Linked DNA regions of Homo sapiens: region 1 is linked to region 2. Evidence: chromatin contacts called from ENCODE Hi-C data. All regions are on one chromosome and are shown on one strand. Each heading gives the region's core, a stretch centred on a gene start or an enhancer-like site at or near the end of the contact. The rest is flanking DNA. Distances are from core to core; before and after follow the strand shown.

Region 1 (6,717 bases), core at 2,830-5,329, 38 kb before region 2:
TTTTTTTTTTTTAGTAGAGACGGGGTTTCACTGTGTTAGCCAGGATGGAGTCGATCTCCTGGCCTCGTGATCCACCTGCCTCAGCCTCCCAAAGTGCTGGGATTACAAGCATGAGCCACCGTGCCCGGCCTATTCGCTCTTAAAGAACCTTATTTCCCTCGTAAGTCTATTTATCCCTATTCAGTATGACACATTCACTAGTGTCATTGATTTGATGGATTAATGGCTGGCTCTTAACTTGACTCTGAGTTTCATACAGGCTTGAACCATACATACCTGTCTCTGCTTGCTTTTCCATGTATCTGGACCTTGCTTATAGCAAGTCCTCAATAAATATTTGTTAAAGAGTAAATGGACCCTTAGGAAATGGATTAATAAAAAAAAATCTATAGAACGATGCAAGCCTAGCCTCTAAGTCTTCTTGGGTCAGAGAATCATTTACTTTGAGTGAATGAGATTCAAGGACACTATAAATTGCGGAGGCATTTGCCCTATTAGGCCAGGAAACATATCTCTCTCCAAAGATTTTGACTTGCCAATTCCCAATACCCTATGTCGAAAGCCAGTTGGCTGCCCACACTTTTGAAAACACAGTGAGACATTAACCCTCAAAGGCAAAGTCCAAGGGCACAATTTTGCTGCAAGAGCTGCCTGCCTGACTGCAGCTTTAATAGCTGATTCTCCAAATATGCACTGACGTCAGTGAGAGTTCCCTGTGCTCAGCGTGTCTGACTCAGCCTCCACAGTGCAATTTGGAGGGAAGAGTTTGACCTGAAGACATTTCACCTGCTGTTTGTTTTAGGGTTTAAAGTGAAATGCAGCCTTTATGCCACCCCTCCAGCCTGCCCTGGTATGATTTAACTTTCATTTGCTAGTGCATTTGTATTTCCTTGTATTTTATTATTTAAGAACTATTAGATAAAAATCAGAATGCAGAGCTGAGGCTCGATCAGCTGAAAAATCAAGCTGAATCAAGTTCTCTTCAGTCTTTAGCCATAGTTAAAGACACAAGGAGAAATGTTTTGTTACTTTGGGATACAACAGAAGCTGGAGGATTTAGTGTTTTATGTTTTTTTGTGTATGTGTTTGTTATTAAAAATCCTTTCTAACTTTAAAAATAAAATATGGGGCTGGGTGTGATTGCTCATGCTTCTAATGCCAGCACTTTGACAGGCTGAGGTGGGAGGATCACTTGAGGCTAGGAGTTCGAGACCAACCTGGGCAATGTAGCAAGACCCTGTCGCTACTAAAAAATAATGTGTTAGTCTACAAGATGCCAGAAAATTCTCACCAAGTTAACTAATCAGGGCATCATATAATGCAAAAACATGTTAATGGAAAAGATTTTCCTGCCAAATGTTCATAAAAAGCAGTCACATGAAATCCAAAGTTTCACATGGGATTCTTTAAATATGATATAGCAAGATATTATGATGTTGTCAGAAATGTTTGCAAAAGCCTCAGAATTAATTTTTCCCTTCTTAGTGCTCTTAAAGTGCCTTAGACACACCTCACTATAGTGCTTATTTGGGCATGATAATAAATTGTTGACAGTCTCTGCTGAGACTGTGAGCCTTTGAGGACAGAGCACGTTTCTTAGCTATCTGTGATAGGTCTAGCTTTTGTTATGGTGTGTGGCACATGGTAGTTGCAAAGAGAAAGGGAGCTAGAATCAGAGCTCTGTGCTCCAATCCTGCCCTCGTATTTTCAAACTGTGGAATTATGGCAAATGCTTAAACTCTGCAAGTTCCATTATTCTGTAAAAGGGAATCTCACTTCCTCACAGGGCTGCTGAGGGAGTGAAATGAGATATGTGTCCTGTATGTAGTAGGTACTAATAAATGTGATTGTCAAGGAATTAAGAACTAGATCCTGAGATTGCATCCAGGTTCTACATTTGCTGGCTGTGTGACCTTGGGCAAGTCACCTAACCTCTCTGAGCCTTGGCTTCTTATCTATATAATAGGAATAATAACATCTATATCACAGAGTTGTGGTGAGAAACAGATTTTAGACTTTTGTATTTAATGCATCCAAACCAAAGTCTAGTACTAACCTTTTATTTTTTCAAGTAAGAATGTTCCAGAAAAGAAACTATCATCTACTGTCACCATAAAAGGAAGAGTATCTAACACCAAAAAGTGAGAAAGATAAATTTCCTTAAACAGAAATATCTTTAAAAAGAAAAATACTTTCTAACATCCTTATTTTAGGCTGGTGAAAACTTTAGTCTTACACCAGCACCATCTGTGTCCAGACTCTTGAATCCATTAATAATGAAGATGAAATGAGATAATATGTATAAATAGCTGAGTGTAGAGCCTGGCACACAGAAAACACTAAATAAATATTAACTGCTACTATTTAATATTATTTTTGTCATGATTGCGTTGTTTAATTTTATGTGTCAACTTGTCTGGGCTAAGGGATGCCCAGATAGCTGGTAAAACATTATTTCTGAGTGTGTCTGATATGGTGTTTCTGGAAGAGAATAGTATTTTAATTAGTAGACTGAGTAAAGAAGATCGACCTTACCAATGCAGGAGGGCATTCTCCAATCTGTTGAGGGCCTGAAGAGAACATAAAAGTGGAGGAAGGACAGATTTGTTTTTTCTGCTTAGGTTGGGACATCCATCTTCTCCTACCCTGGACATTGGCACTTCTGGTTCTTTGGCCTTTGGGCTGGAATTGACACCATTACCCCCTTATCTCAGTCCAAAGGCTGAAGTTCCAATGTACACTAAATTACACCACTGGCTTTCTTGGTTCTCCAGCTTATAGATGTCGGGTTGTGGGACTTCTCAGCCTCCATAATCACATAAGCCAATTCCTATAAATTTCCTATATGTGTCCTATATATAGGATAGCTCTCTATATATCCTGGAGAATCCTAAATAGTACAATCATCGTAAGTTAAAATACTTAAATTTTCTATTAGAAAGTTTGATAAATGAATGAATGAAATGCCTGTTATATTTGTACTCAGTAGAGCTAAAGAATGAAAAGAGGTAACGATATATATAACTGATCAGAAGTTTTGGGAATAACAATGTTACTGGCAAATACTCAAAACCAAATACAAGTGTTCACTGAGAGCTTCCTGTATTTCAGGTGCTCCTCTTAGTATTTTACATGAATAATTTTATTTGTGCTTCATGAAAACTCCATTTATCCCATTTTTACAGATGAGGCAACTGAGGCACAGAGAGGTTATATAACTTACTCTAGGTTACCTATTAGTAAGTGTTGTGGCTGTGATTCCAACCCAGGCAATCAGACTTTATCACTTGGACTTCAATACCATGATATTCTGTCTCCTTATAGTAAAGATAAAATATACAATAAATTCTAATTTAAATGAATATGTTATGTAAATAGAAAGAAGAAACAATGGACAATTGACAGGAAGGGCAACGGGTTGCATCATTGAACTAGATTTGGGGCAACCTTAGAAAGGAGTCCCATAATCATATTCATTTTTATGTAAAAATGTCATGCTCTAGAAATGTGTCAGCATTTGAGTGCAGTTGAAGAATTTGATGTGTCAAGGGTTGAGCACCTTGGCACATCACCTTTACTTTCTGCTGGGCTTCTCTTGTTTGGTTTTCTGAAGTGCAACATACTTTTGTTAGTTTGGAAAGGGTGGGTGAGGGATGGGACTGAGGGGAAGAATGATGGTTTGGCTCTGAGCCTTGTTTTCAGCATTTTGAATTCATGGTATTGCAAAGACAGCAAGGGAAAACTACTGGGTGGGCACCATATTCCAGCTGGAGTAGGGGTGACAGGCCAGACAGGCAGCGTTAGCTTGCTTGACACTACTTGGGTGGAGCCTAGGCTAATGAATCACTCACTCCGTAAAGCAGCCACTGCTTCCTTGCTGTGCACCAGCTCCATGGTGCAGGCCAAAATCCAGCTCTGGCAATGAGCCTGTGCAGAATATAGTAAAACAAGAGGTCACATTTTCCCAGAGCTTCGCTGCCAAAACGTGGCAAGTGCCCAGCTGAAATTGGCAGTAGTGGACACCCAAACCTCCCTCCAGCCAAAAGCAGAGAAGCTGGCTTCTTGGAGATGGTTCAGCCACAGCCATGCCCTGGGTCATTCCCAAGCCAACACTTCACAGCAGGGCCCCAGGAGGACCCGCCAAGGTCCTGGTGTCACAGCAGGGGCTGCCAATGTGAGTTGCTCTTTTGACGACCGGAGACCTCCCAGCTGGGTTGAGGCTAAGCCTCCGAGATTCACAGGATGCCAAATCACACAGGCCTTCCGTCTTCTCATTATTAATCTTGTTTCTTATTAACCCAAACAAATATTCTGGCCTTGGCTCCAGTGTTATTCAGGACAAAAATGATATCCTTTTTGGGATTCAAATTGATAGCATTTTCTTTGTTTCAGGTGCTGTCCCTAAGCTCTTTTTCTGAATTATCTGTCTCTCACAAGCACCCTTTGCAGGAAAAGACATGAAAGTGAAGAGAGATGAAGTAACTCACCGAAGAGCACACAGTGAGCACACACATTGAGAGTCCAGGTTAACTCCAAAGTCTAAGAGCTTTCACCACATATTGGTATCTCTGTCTTGTGACGGTTGTGAAAAGAATTATTATTTAAGTATTCATGTCTCTATTTTCTTCCCAAATGGTTTCTATTAGGTTGGTGCAGAAGTAATGGTTTTGCCATTACTTTCAGTGGCAAAACCCACAATTACTTCAATAGTTTCTTGAGGGAAAGGACCTGGCTCTAAAATAAATTAATGCCAACCTGGCTCTAAAATAAATAAATCAATAAATAGAGTCACCCAGGCGGGAATGCAGTGGTGTGGGACCATTTCCACTGCAGTGTTTCCATAGTATTCATTCATGCATTTGGGAAATATTTATTGAGCACTTATTATGTGCCAGGGATTATGCCAAGCATTTGCCAATAAAAAGGCAAAAAGTCACTGGGCCCGCTCTTTGGGAGCTAATAATCCTATGCAGGGTAATACCCAGGGAAGTCAATGAGTTATTACAAAATAACAAGGTTGACCCCACATAGGGTATGCAATTCTAGCAGTTCTTACCAGCTATTTATAGACTATTCACATATTTTATGTATTTATCTTGTATTTTATTCTAAATGCAATTAACAAGAGTATTCTCATAAAAATAGTTAAATTAATCCAATGGTGGTGTGGCATAATAAGAAATATGTATTTGGTCTTTGCCCAGGGTTTCTGACACACAGCTCCCATATCCCTTGGAACCTCTGGAGTGATAGGAACATCTCTTGTTCTAATGAGATAACTCTTGGTAGGCTCTTGGATGGGGGTAGTCACCAGAAAGACCAAACCTTGATAAGCAGCCTGAAATTTTCAGCCCCAAACCCTAACCTCTGGGAAGGGGGAGAGAGGTTCCCTATATGATGAAACCTCCATAAAAACTCCTAAACTTTGGGATTTGGAGAGCTTCCACGTTGGTGAGCATGTTGAGGTGCTGGGAGGGTCGTGCTTCTAGAGAGAGTATGGAAACTCTACCTGCTACCCTTCCTTTTTTGCTCCTCTGCATCTCCCATTTGGCTGCTTCTGAGTTGTATCCTTTATAATAAACTGATAAATGTAAGTAAGATGCCTTCCTGAGTTCTGTGAGCCATCCTAGCAAATTATCAAACCTTAGGAGGGGTCATGGGAACTCCTGATTTATAGCCAGTCAGTCAGAAGTACAGGTGCCGTGGGACCTGTGACTGGTGTCTGCAGTGCGAGTAGTACTGTGAGACTGAGCCTTTACCTTGTGGGATCTGACACTAACTCTGAGTAGTGTTGGAATTTAGTTGAATCATAGGACGCTCAGTTGCTTCTCAGAAAATTAGTGAATTGGTCGCTGGAAGTGGAAAACACCACAGTGGGCTTCTTGAGAGACCAACATAAATATGTTCATAACTAAACATGGGCATCAGAAAATACAAACATCTTCTGTCAAAATTGTGAAAATTGTGTAGCAGACTTAAAACATATAGATTTCATCTTTATGAACAAAATAAAAGATGGATGTTTAAACATTTTGTGTTATTAAGTTCCTGTCCAGATTATTACAAAGACCTCCCAACTATCTCCCCTTTTCTTCTGTACCCTGCTTTAATCCCCCTGCACAGAGCAGCCAGGTGATCTTTTAAAACAATAAATCAGACCATGTCCCTTACCAGCTAAAAGCCCATTAATAACTCAGAATTGTTGTTAGATTAAAACCCAAATTTCTTATCATGGGCTGCAGTGATCTACATGATCTATCTCCTATCTGTCCAAACTGATATGATGATGACGATGATGATGATGATGATGAAAAATAGACTGCATTTATTGAGCATCCACTAAGCACTTTATATGCTTACTCTCATTTAATCTTTTTTTAAAAAAATACCAACCAGAATTAGCTAGAATTTCATTTAATCTTCATGACAACCTTATCTCTCCTCCTCTCTAATTTATGTGGCAGCCGTACTTTGCTCCTTTCTGTTCCAAATGCTCGCAGAGCTCTTTCCTACCCCCAGGGCCTTTGTACTCGCTGTCCCCTTGGCCTTGGAAATGCTAGCTCCAGCTCTTCTCACAGTTGGCTTGTGTGCACCCACCAGGTGTCAGCTCAAATATCACCTCTTTGGAGAGGCTGCCCTTGACTACCCAATCTAAGCAACTTTCTCCAGTTATGATGTCCTTTTCTGCTGATGGGTTCTTGCTGATAATTTACTGGA
Region 2 (6,323 bases), core at 3,747-6,246:
TCCAGTGGACACAGTGGGCTTCGGAAAGCCCTGGCTTACTGGACCACAGAGTCCTTTACCTATTGCTCAAAGGGGCAGAGAGCAGGAGTGGTGGAGGGGGAACCCTTGGGAGATGAAGGGACTGCAGAGTTGAGCCACACTGGACCCAGCTCCCATTCAGCACCTTATGGGTGTGTGCCTTGAGCAGCTATTTTATCTCCCTGGGCCTCAGCTTTTCCCTGTAAGTTAGGAATAATAATTAGTACCTGCCTCACAGGGTTGTTGTGAAGATTAAAAGAATAATGTTTATAAATCTCTCAGCATATTACCTAATTAGTACTTGGTAATTGTAAGTAACTCCACCTATTTGTGTTCCCTTTTCCATATATATATGTATCTCTCTCTCTCTCTCTCTCTATATATATATATATATATGTATGTGTATATATATGTGTATATATGTATATGTGTATATATGTGTATATATGTATATATATGTGTGTGTGTATATATGTATATATATATGTGTTTGTGTGTGTGTGTGTGTGTGTGTGTGTGTGTGTGTGTGTGTGTGTGTATATATATATTTTTTTTTTTTTTTTGAGACGGAGTCTCATTTTGTCGCCCAGGCTGGAGTGCTGTGCCGCGATCTTAGCTCATTTCAACCTCTGCCTCCCAGGTTCAAGCAATTCTCCTGCCTCAGCCTCCCTAGTAGCTGGAATTACAGGTGTGCGCCACCACGCCTGGCTAATTTTTGTATTTTTAGTAGAGATGGGGTTTCACTGTGTTTGTTGGCCAGGCTGGTCTTGAACCCTGGACTTAAAGTGATCTGCCCACCTTGGCCTCCACAAGTGTTGGGATTACAGGCGTGAGCTACCACACCTGGCTAATAACTGTTTTAAAATGAGTGACTACATATCATATTTGCATATTACATAAGTAGACTTAATCTGGTAACATTAAAGAGAAGAGGTCAGGAGATTAGTAGCTGTCGGGGCAGATGAGGGTGGGGGCTATGGGAATTAAAAGGGATGAAGGTGGGAGGCTTCGGTGGAGGCCTTAGGTGGGGCAGGAGAGTTGAGTTGGGATGTTCTCTTCCAATACCATTGCTCCTGCAGAATCCCCTCCTTTGTGCACATCAGAGCCCCACACGCAGAGGCCTTTTCTCTTTTTTTAGATAGACTGAGGGTTAGGGGATTGCTAGTGCAACCTCTACCCTTTATTTCGAGGTGGCTGAGTGGGGCCCTGAAAGCCAAAGTGTCTGCCTCAAGCTACACAGATGGCCAGGACAGAGCACAAGTAGGCCCAGCTCTCTGTGCTCTGGGGAGTTGAGATTTCTTTCCCTTCTTCCCTGCACTGCCATGTGTTGCTTATAGCCAGATGCAGGAAAGAGACATGGTGTTAGGCACTTTACAAAGGTCTGCCGTTTACTCCTCCCAAGGTTCTTGTGAGATGAGGTTGAGATATGCATGTTCTTCTATTCCTACAGTGCCAGCCACAGGTTGATGTCTGCTGGTTTCATTCCCCTGGTCACCTGTAATCAAGGGGAGGGCAAAGACTGGATCCTGCTCCCTCTTTCCCACCACACCATGTATGTCGTTAGTTTTTCCTGCATGGAGCAGCTCTCCTGGGGACTGGTGTGGCAGTCAGTATTATTTATCGAATAAATGAGCAAGATCCAATTCAGTCTTTCCCTGGCTCTCGTGTCTCTGAAAAGAGAACATCTGCCTCTCCGTTTGGCCCTCTGGGATTAGTATAGCACCCCTGCCTGCCTTTAAGCTTATCCTCCTTCACTCAGAATTCATTCAGGAAATACACTGTTCTAGGTGTTGGTGATTTTGCACTGAACAGAAGGAGCCAAAATCCTGTTCTCATGGGGCCTATTTTCTAGTGAGGATGACAGACAATAGTGATTAAAATACACGACATGTTTATTAGGTTCCCAGGGCTGCTGTAACAAAGTGCCAGAAACTGAGTGGCTTAAACAGCAGGAGTATGTTTTCCCATGGATCTGGGGGCTCTGAGGGGAGTCTGTTCCATGCCTCCCTTCCAGCTTCTGGTGGTTGCTGGCCGTCCTTGGTATTCTTGGCTTGTGGGAGCATAGCTTCAGTCTCTGCCTCTGCTGTCTCATGGCATTCCCCTGTGTCTGTGTATGAGTCAGGGTGCTCCAGAGAGACAGAACCAATAGGACATAGACAGATAGATGAGAGGGGATTTATTAGGGGAATTGGCTCACATGACTTTGGAGGCTGAGAAGGCCTGTGACAGGGTGTCTGCAGGCTGGAGAACAAGGAAGGCTGGCAGCGGGACTCCGTCCAAGTCTAAAAGCCTCAGAACTAGGAAAGCTGATGGTGTAAGTCTCAGTTTGAGGTTGAAGACCTGAGAACCTGGGGGTTTGGGGGCAGGATGTGCTGGTGCAAGTCTTTCTTACTCAGTTGCCTGATTCAAATACCAGTCTGTTCTGGAAACACCCAGATGATGTAGTACTTTACTAGCTATCTGGATATCTTTTAGTTCAGTCAAGTTGACATCTAAAATTAACCATTACGGTGTGTGTCTCTGTTTTCTTATAAGGACACTAGTCATTGGATTAGGGCCCACCCTATTCTAGTATGACTGTGTGAACTCTGAATATCTGAGACAGGTCTCAATCAGTTTAGGGAGTTTATTTTGACATGCGCCTGTGACATGCACCTGTGACACAGCCTCAGAAGGTCCTGATGACATGTGCCCAAGGGGGTCTGAGCACAGCTTGGTTTTATACATTTTAGGGAGATATGAGACAATCAGTGTATGTAAGATGAACATTGATTTGGTCCAGAAAGGTGGGACAACTCGAAATGGGGCAGGGGCTTCCAGCTTATAGGTAGATAAGAGACAAATGGTTGCATTCTTCTGAGTTTCTGATTAGCCTCTCCAAAGGAAGCAAGCAGATATGCATTTATCTCAGGGAGCAGAGGGGCGACTTTGAAAAGAAAGGGAGGCAGGTTTGCCTAAGCAGTTCCCAGCTTGACTTTTCCCTTTAGCTTAGTGATTTGGGGGCCCCAAGATTTATTTTCCTTTCACAACTGCCTTTTTTTAAAACTGTGGCAAAAAACCCCATAAAATTTACCATCTTAACCATTTTTAAGTGTACAATATATTAATTAGTGTTACCTGTCTGCACATTACTATGCATCAGTATGACCTCATTGTGTTAGAGTTCTGCAGAGAAACAGAACCAATAGGGTTATGTGTATGTATATAAAGAGATTCATTATAAGGTGTTGGCTCACATGTTTATGAAGGTTAAGAAGTCCTAAGAGCTGCAGTCAGCAAGTTTGAGACCCCAGAGAGCCAATGGTGTAAGTTCCAATCCAAGTACTGAGGCCTTGAGACCCAGGAGAGCCAATGGTGTCAGTTCCAATCCAGGTACTGAGACCTTGAGTTCCAGAAGAGCCAATGGTGTAAGTTCTAGTCCAAAAGCCAGCAGGCTTGAGACCCAGGAAGAGCCAGTTTCTCAGTTCAGGTCAGTCCAAAGGCAGAAAAGACCAATGTCCCAGCTCAAGCTTACATACACTGCAAGAGGAATTCCCTCTTACTCAGGCTGTTTGTTCTGTTCAGATCTTCATTTGATTAGATGAAGTCCACCCAGATGAGGGAAGGCATTCTGCTTTATTCAGTCTACCCATTCAAATGTTAATTGTATCCAGAAAACATCCTCACAGACATACAAGGAATAATCTTTGGCCAAAAGTCTGGGCACCCATGGCCCAGTCAAGTTGACACATGAAATTAACCATCACACTCATCTTAAAATATTATATCTGCAAAGACCCTATTTCTAAATAAGCTCATATTCTGAGGTTCCAGGTGGACATGAGTTTTTTGGGACTCTGTTCTGTCCAGGTGGTATGTGAGATATTGGTGACTGCTGAAAAAGTGGAAGAGTCCCGCAGCAGAGGGGAAGGTGAGGTGGTCAAGGAGGGCTTTGCTGAGAAGGAATGTGTGCACTTGGGGCTGGAGAAGGGGGAGAGAGGGAGGAGCTGCTGTGTGGAGGAAGAGGATTCTGTGTGAAGGGGACAGCACAGGCAGAGGCCCTGAAGTGTAGGGACAGTACAATTTGAGTCCATTGTGTCAGGGGAGGAAAGGGAGAGGTTGGGAGTAAAGAAGAGGATGAGGATCAAGAGGTCCTTCTTTGCGTGGACTGTGGCCTTTGTTCTAGTAAGATGGGAGCCACTGTTGTGCCTGTGAGCATGAATGAAAGCAGGTAGTGTGGGCCAGCTCATTGAGGACTTTTCTAAGTTCAGATGGATGTAGCTGAGCTGTGTGTGTGCCTAGATATTTTGCAGCAGCTGTTTCTAGGCAGGTTTTTAAAAAATGTTAGTGCTGTACTGACCCTTGATCCACCACCCTTTCCTTTCTGTATGCTTTTCACCTACCCACCCACCCACACATAAACCACAAACACGAAGAAGAGAGAGCAAACAGACAAGGCTGTGGTGGCAGGAATTGCTAGGAAACTGTGTGCTTAGCTGCCCTGCTGTGAGCTGCAGGGCCTCACACGTGTGAACTGGTGGGCTCTTCCCCCCACGACCCCTTCAGCCTTGGGCCTGCCTGGTGAACGCCATGCCTGCCATTCAGGTGGTCTTTAACCTGGGTAGATTTAGAAAATGCCAAGGTCAGTGTGCAAGCTATGTGGATTCTTCTGGGCTTCCAGGATTCTTCTGTGTATAAAATCACTATGCTGTGAAAAGAGTTGAGTCAGCTCTCCTGGTCAGCAGGCCACATTTGGCCTTGAAAATGTGGGACAGGGAGGAACATCCAAGAGGACCTTTGGAGACAGTGAGTAGATGGCTGTGTGGTCTTGGTACGTGGGCCCAGGGCCCTCTGCTGCCAGCCTTGTTACTGGCCTACAAAGTGTTCACACATTGTTGTTCTTATTTGTCATAAAAACACTTCAGCCTGCAATCTGAGTATTGGTCATTAAAAAGAAGAAGGAACTCCAGGCGGAGGCTGGCCCTCAGCGGGCCTGGCCTGCTGGTCTGTGGCCTGTGTCGTCGGTTCAGTTTGCCCAGTTACTGGGGGAATCACTACTTCAGATTCCTTGGCCTTGGAGTTAAAGGGAAATATCCTTATTTGGTTGACATTTAATTTCCTTTTTGCCTCCAAAGGAAGGGGCCTGGCCCTTGTGTAATGAGGGCTCGGGGGAAGTGGGCTATATGGGGGCCTGATTTCAGACTCTCTCTGGGCTGTGCGGGGGCCTGATTTCAGACTCTCCTGCCTCCACTTACCAAGATAGTGCCAGAAGCAGCCTGCTTGGGGAGGTTATCTGGGAGGCCGATGTCATTGTGACCCCTCTGGGGAGCATCGCTTTAGAAGATAATTATGTGTAAGTGGAGATGAAAATAGAATTCTCCAGTGCCAGGAGCAGCTGCTCTTCCGTAGTGTTTCAGGAGTTGCCTTTGGGGCCCCTCCTTCCTCCCAAACAAAACACACCCATCCAAAATGAAAGTTGTGAAGATGATTCCTAGCTAGAAAAGTGAGTGTTACAAATGTGTTTTGTGAGTGTGTAATTCCAGAAGTTATTTTTAGGGTGTTCTTTCCTTAGCACATCAAAAGAGCTTCCTTAGAGGAACTGCCTTTTAAATTGCACAGCCTTTCTCTGCCAGAGTGCTACAGGAAGTTTTGACTCAGGTAGTGTTCCTTCAGAATCTGTGGAGGCAGGCTTTGCTTCCTTGTTATAGTTAGAACAGAAAGGCCTTGCCCACGAGTGGGAGCCAGACAGGGCTCCACGTGTTCCCCTCCCATAAGACAGCCTCCTTGTCCTATGCCCAGGGGTGGCTTTTGTCTCTGCTGACATGCCCCCAACATCTAGTAAATACGTACTTGTTGATGGACAGGATGTATTGGATGTGGGCCCTGGCATCTTTGCTGGGCTCTGAGTAGGCGGCATGCTGTGATTTCACTTAGAACCCTGAGAAGTTGGTCTTCTGGTATCCAGATTGGTACTGGAACATTAAGTTCTGATTTCATCACTGCTGCCTTCGATAAGTTACTTGCCTCCCTGGGCCTCAGTTCTCTCATCTTTAATCTAGAGGGTTGGATGAAATGATTGGCATGGGGGTCTCCCTTCACCTCTCCACCCACTCTGGGCAGCCCCTTGCACTGTCTCCCTGGTCACAGTGCGAGCTCCTGGAAGGTAGAGCCGGTTTAGGCACAGGGAACATGAACTTTTTATCCCAGCCAGCCTGATAAATACAGGGCTTCCCCAGAACTCAACATGCTTCAGCCCTGGTGCTCCCTGATGGCCTGTCTGGCCAGACCCCCAGAGTTCTTGCTTTCTGGGCCAACTTGGAGGCAGA

The links. Hi-C counts contacts between places; a loop is a spot of excess contacts on that map. Pooled maps may share reads with other maps.
Region 1: a loop to region 2 is called in a map of psoas muscle, with 13 times the contacts of the local background. The contact joins two enhancer-like sites. A Hi-C loop is called at or near these places in 5 of 168 maps with a recorded cell type or tissue (Right ventricle myocardium inferior, ascending aorta, gastrocnemius medialis and 2 more) and 3 of 50 pooled maps.

What each region holds. Positions count from the first base shown.
Region 1 is chr11:93,564,898-93,571,614 of GRCh38, reverse strand. No RefSeq gene overlaps it. Among named protein-coding and RNA genes, the nearest start is that of SMCO4, 25 kb to the right of the region's middle. Within about 2 kb of position 4,079, at least 10 of the 41 ENCODE cell types and tissues checked have a DNase peak (open chromatin) inside an H3K27ac peak, as active enhancers do; they include ascending aorta, gastrocnemius medialis and psoas muscle, where a contact is called at or near this core.
Region 2 is chr11:93,528,449-93,534,771 of GRCh38, reverse strand. All of the region lies in intron 1 of SMCO4 (single-pass membrane protein with coiled-coil domains 4), which reads left to right. Among named protein-coding and RNA genes, the nearest start is that of SMCO4, 12 kb to the left of the region's middle. Within about 2 kb of position 4,996, at least 21 of the 41 ENCODE cell types and tissues checked have a DNase peak (open chromatin) inside an H3K27ac peak, as active enhancers do; they include ascending aorta, gastrocnemius medialis and psoas muscle, where a contact is called at or near this core.